2 separate regions of the Mus musculus genome follow, and region 2 is linked to region 1. The links are chromatin loops, found by intact Hi-C in ENCODE. Cell type or tissue: left cerebral cortex. All regions are shown on one strand.

Region 1 (2,500 bases):
TAACGTTAAGTAGTACAGGTAAAGAAAACAAATTATTTCCCCAAACCCACGTATATTCATAGCTAAGCAACTTGTTATAGACTAACAAAGTGTAAGTAAGCAAGGGAGTTTTCTCAGCCAGTTTCTCTTACTGGCAGGCAGCAATTTGCAGTTACAAAGAAAGGAGTAATTATTTTATTATTTATCTTTAAAAGTAGTCTTGTAAAATTCTTGAGTCACAGATCTAAACCTTCATATAAAAATCAGTCATATCTACCTTAAATACTCAGAATGCATATTTATTCATCAGCTTATCTTACTAAATCATATCAGGAAGCTGAGGGCAAACATGGGTACAAGAAATCAATCATCGCCAGTCCAGCCTCAGTGAGAGTCAGGTCACCAGTGCTGCCGTTGTCTCGTCCCCTGACTATAAAAGGTTAAATAATAAGAGTGTGCCTTTCTGAACTTGATATGGTTCCCTAAGATTTTCTACATCAGAGCCAGTAAGTAGCAAAAACATTTCAACCTAGCTTCACTAACAACTGTATTTTTCCAAATGTCTTCTAAAGGCAGTAGTCATTGCTGACAATCTAAGTATCTAAGTTCTTCTCTAGGGTGGTGATTGAACCATTAACTGCCCCAGCAGCAGTGCCTGAGAGAAAGCAAGCATTAGTACTGTGAGTGCCAGAGTCACAGCCCAGTGAGGGGCTGGAGGGCCCTTTCAAGTTTTCATACAATTCTTAGATTAAGAGGGATGTGAAGGCAGCAAGCAGAGCAGAACCCCATAACAGCATGAAGTCCTCAGGACACTGGTCCTCGGGCCGTGCCACACCGAGGCTCATCTCTGTGGCTATGGTACCAGGTGGGCTGCATTTCATGAGTTCTAAAGCCATTTGTCGTTCCTCCTGCCTGACCCTTGGCAATGTGGCAAACAGTTTCCTCAGCAAACTGTCACTCCAGCCATAGTAACACAACTTTGTGTTTTGTAAAACCACCCAAACTTCTTTTCCTAGTATTCTTGCTTTTCATTTAAGACAGTCTTTGAATGCATTCGTGCTGATCTGTGAGCTGTTAATTTTTAAGAATCTATAGAAGTTGCTACAATCTGTTTCTTTTCGACATAGCTGACTTCCAAAAATATTCAGTGCATGAGGACTCTGCTGAACTTGGCCCACTGTCACGGCGCTGTTCTTGGAACATCATGGCAACTTGTTCTGGCAACTCTTCAGGTATGCTGCAGTACTGGATTCTAGGTGTATGACTGCTAACAGTTAAACAATGCCTGCTGCAGTACTGGATTCTAGGTGTATGACTGCTAACAGTTAAACAATGCCTGCTGCAGTACTGGATTCTAGGTGTATGACTGCTAACAGTTAAACAATGCCTGCTGGCCCTTTAGGAAGGCCTAAGAGATAGTATGAGGCAGAGACATGGCAAGAAGTAAGCAAGTGTTAGCAATGCGTCAGGAAGTAATGGACTGCTTACAGTGCCATAAACTCTACTGCTCATGCTATAATTATTTCATATGAATGGTGCTAATTACTTTGCTCCTAATTATTAGGATATTACTGTGTTTAGTTTTCATTGTGAGCTATTACCATTGATTTTAGTTATTAGAATTTTTAAGGTTTTATCTTGTTTTAATTTTAGCATCTTGTGTGGATTCTGGGACTAAAGCCTAGTAGTGGTGGTGCCTTGAAGCCTGGCAGAGCAGTAGAAGGGCCCAGCACAGTAAGTGGCAGCCCCTGTAGTTGGTGGGGGCTTCCTGAAATGTCACGCACACTCCACACTGACGTCCCCCTTCTTCTAGGTTCTGACAACAGCGGTGATGACGGACTTGCCAGTGATCTCCAACATCCTTTCTAGACTGTTTGAAAGCTCACAGTAAGTCCCTGTTGTAAACTGACAGCTACACTGTTTTGAGCTGTATATTTGAGATGAAATTGTCTTTTTCATTTTCATTTTAGGTATCTTGATGACGTATCTTTGCATCATTTAATAAATGCACTTTGTTCCTTATCTCTAGAAGCAATGGATATGGCCTATGGAAATAATAAGGTGTGGTAATCTACATTTCTTTTTAGTTATACAAGGTATATAAGTCACCCTAGTGTTTGATGGTAGGGCTGGGGCTTTGGTTGCAGTGGCCTGTAGGTAGGTGTTTAGCGCTTGTAGCAGGAGTAAAGACGGCACGGTGTAGCTGCTGATTTGTCCATGTGTGTAGTAGGTTTAAAGTTATGTCCCTTCTTTCTTACATGCAACACGGCTTTTATACGGAGCTGTCACAAACTATCTTGACAGTGCTTGCCAGGACCACTTACGATGCAGGAAACACAAGACTGCAGTTAGGACGTGGGCTGTAGATTTTGGTGGTGGGTTTGCCCTCATTGGAGTGGAAAATCAGAAACTAATCATTTCTTCTGGAGATAATGATTCTCCTCACCTTAAAATTAAACATTTTCATTGTCTACTAATTGAGTAAATAGAACAAGACTCTGTCCTTCCTGCTAGGTAAGGA
Region 2 (2,500 bases), 88 kb before region 1:
GTTTGGACAAGTTAGGTGACATTGAATTGGAGCTGATTATGAGGCGCTGGGTAGACTCTGGCAGCCCAGTGGAGCAGAGGAGAGGTTGTAAGATTGGAATGGAAGTTCTTTCCATGGTAAGGATTTTTGATGCAGAATAAAACAAGTCATTTTTAAACCAGCAAGACGTGTCTGGTACAGTACGTAGTGCACATGTACATAATCCACATGGAGCTCACACTGTGGCACGCGTCTGCTATTTTAGCATTGGAGACTCAGGCTGGGAGGTCACAAGTCCTAGACCATCTTGTACTACATGGCAAATCCCAGGTCAGCATGAACTATGTTGTTAGTTTACAGAGTATTAGATCTCATTATGACATTCCCCTGCCCTTCATACCCCTGAGCCCCATAGGTGCCATGTGTGCCATCCCGTTTGCTCAAAACCTCTTGTCCCTTTCTTGTGGCTGCCATATGGTTTCACGGCCTGTATCCATTCTCACACACACTTAAATATGAACATACATACATACATACCAACTTTAAACAGTTAGGATCTGCTTATGAGGAAATGTGGGTTTTTGTCTTTTTGAGTCCATGTTATCTCACTTAATATACTTTTCCAGATCAATTTATCTTCATGAAAATTTATTATTTCCTTTTTCTTGACTGCTGAATAAAATCTGATTGTGTGCATATACCTCATTCGCACTATGCGGTCGGTCATGTGTTGATGAGCATCTGGACTGGTCTGGTTCACTGTAGTGTGGAGGTAGCAGCAGTAGACATAGATGTGCAGTGTCCCTGGTAAGGTATGTGGTGGGTCCTTGCAGATGGCCCAGCAGTGGCTCAGCTGGGTCTATGCTGCTTCTCATCTTAGTGTCTGCCAAGCCTCCGTACTGAGTCCACGCTCCCACTGCAGTGAGGGAAGCTTCCACCTTCCCTACTTCCTCACCACACCCGACATCTGTGTCGGGACCTCAGCCATCCTGGCTGGGGAGAGGGACTCAGAGTTTGCACTTTGTTGTTGGCTAAGCATGGCTGATATTTCAAACTCTTTATTATCTATTCGAGGTTCTTCTTTTGAGAACTGTTTATTTCACTGGCCCATTTATTGGTTGACACTTTGGGTGTGGGGTTGAATTTTTGTACTTCTTTATTTAGATTTCAACCCTGTTTGAGATAGAAGTCATAGAAAAGAATTGCTCCCGTTCTGTAAGCTGTCAGCTCACTCTGCTCATCGTTCCCTTTGCTCTGCACAACTCATGTCCTGTAGACTCCAGTGTTCATTCCCACTAGCCTGGGCTACCTCTTCAAACAACACAGGAGCCATGAAGATGGCTCAGGTTAAAAGCACAGGCTGCTCTTGCAGTGAACCCTGGGTTCCATTCCCAGCAGCCACATGGCAGCTCACTACTGTCTCACTCCAATTTCAGGGGATCCAGTGCCCTCTTCTGGCTTCTATAGAAATGGGGTTTCTCATTGATGCTCACACATACATACAGACCAAACACCTATACAAAGTTGAAAAAAAGTAAATATAAAAGATTACAGTGATGATTGCTGAACCATCACCTTTTATTGGACATGAGGGTCAGCCACAGTTGAATTCTTCATGGATAGGAGTGGGGCAGGCAGTCATGCTCAGGTGTGCCAGGCCCTCCACCGTGAGCCCTTGTTAGTGGTAACTGTATTATGGGTCATGACCTCTATGAAAACCTCCAGCAGTGCCTGCCACAGGGGATGAAATCCCACAGCAGTATCTAGGTGGCAGTTCTCCAGGTCTCATCTCCATCAGCTGCTTCCCCTGCAGTGGCTCGGCCATAACATCCTGCAGTCCTGGGCTTGGCAAAACCCAGGTGCCTGCGAGAGCTACTGGGAAAGGAATACGTACCCTGGAAAATAGTCCTTTAAAATGAGTATTTTCAAGTTGGGATGGTAGTACACACTTTAGTCCCAGCACTCAGGAAGCAGAGGCAGGCAGATCTCTGAATACAAGGCCAGCCTGGTCTACAGATGGAGTTCCAGGACAGCCAGGGCTACACAGAAAAGCTTGACTCAGAAAACCAAAGGAAAAACAAATGTCTTTAACATATGTTAGTTATACCAAGAACAGGTTTCTGTATGACATTTTCAGGGATGTGAGTGGTATCCTTCAGTAAGCTTTATTCTCTGTAATTGTCCCCATCCACTCCTGCCCTTTTCTGTTCCCTGATTGTCCCTCTTGTACTTTCTTTAAAAAAAAAAAAAAATCAGTGTTCTTCCAATAAATACCAGAGAAATGTTCAACATTTTTAACCCCCAAGGGAAATGTTATTTAATAGGGAAGGTGCACTAGAGGTCAGGCATAAGCTGAAGCTAATGGTGTTAGATAGAAAGACATTCACCTTCAAGGAAATCAAAAACACGGGTATTTTAAAACAAGTACACTAGTTTGTATTTTGGCTGTATATATTTCTTAGTCCAAATTATATAGAATTAACCTGTTTCATTTTAAATATAGAAATAATTACATTTAGCC

Evidence for each region. Peaks named below come from ENCODE experiments on the same cell type or tissue, not always from the same donor. Only the 100,000 strongest peaks of a DNase experiment are listed, where the experiment ranks them.
Region 2: it touches region 1 in a loop (2.3-fold over the local background); 4 of 42 quality-filtered maps call a loop at or near these places.

Annotation. Positions count from the first base shown.
Region 1 is chr10:123,025,620-123,028,119 of GRCm38, reverse strand. It overlaps Mon2 (MON2 homolog, regulator of endosome to Golgi trafficking), which reads left to right. Exons shown (of 36, transcript NM_001163024.1): 16 at 1,107-1,211; 17 at 1,633-1,713; 18 at 1,793-1,866; 19 at 1,950-2,040. Among named protein-coding and RNA genes, the nearest start is that of Mirlet7i, 41 kb to the right of the region's middle. In left cerebral cortex, no CTCF peak of the experiment used is centred here; a DNase peak (open chromatin) is centred at 1,191.
Region 2 is chr10:123,113,832-123,116,331 of GRCm38, reverse strand. All of the region lies in intron 21 of Usp15 (ubiquitin specific peptidase 15), which reads left to right. Among named protein-coding and RNA genes, the nearest start is that of Mon2, 39 kb to the right of the region's middle. In left cerebral cortex, a CTCF peak has its summit at 1,411 (motif pointing left); no DNase peak of the experiment used is centred here.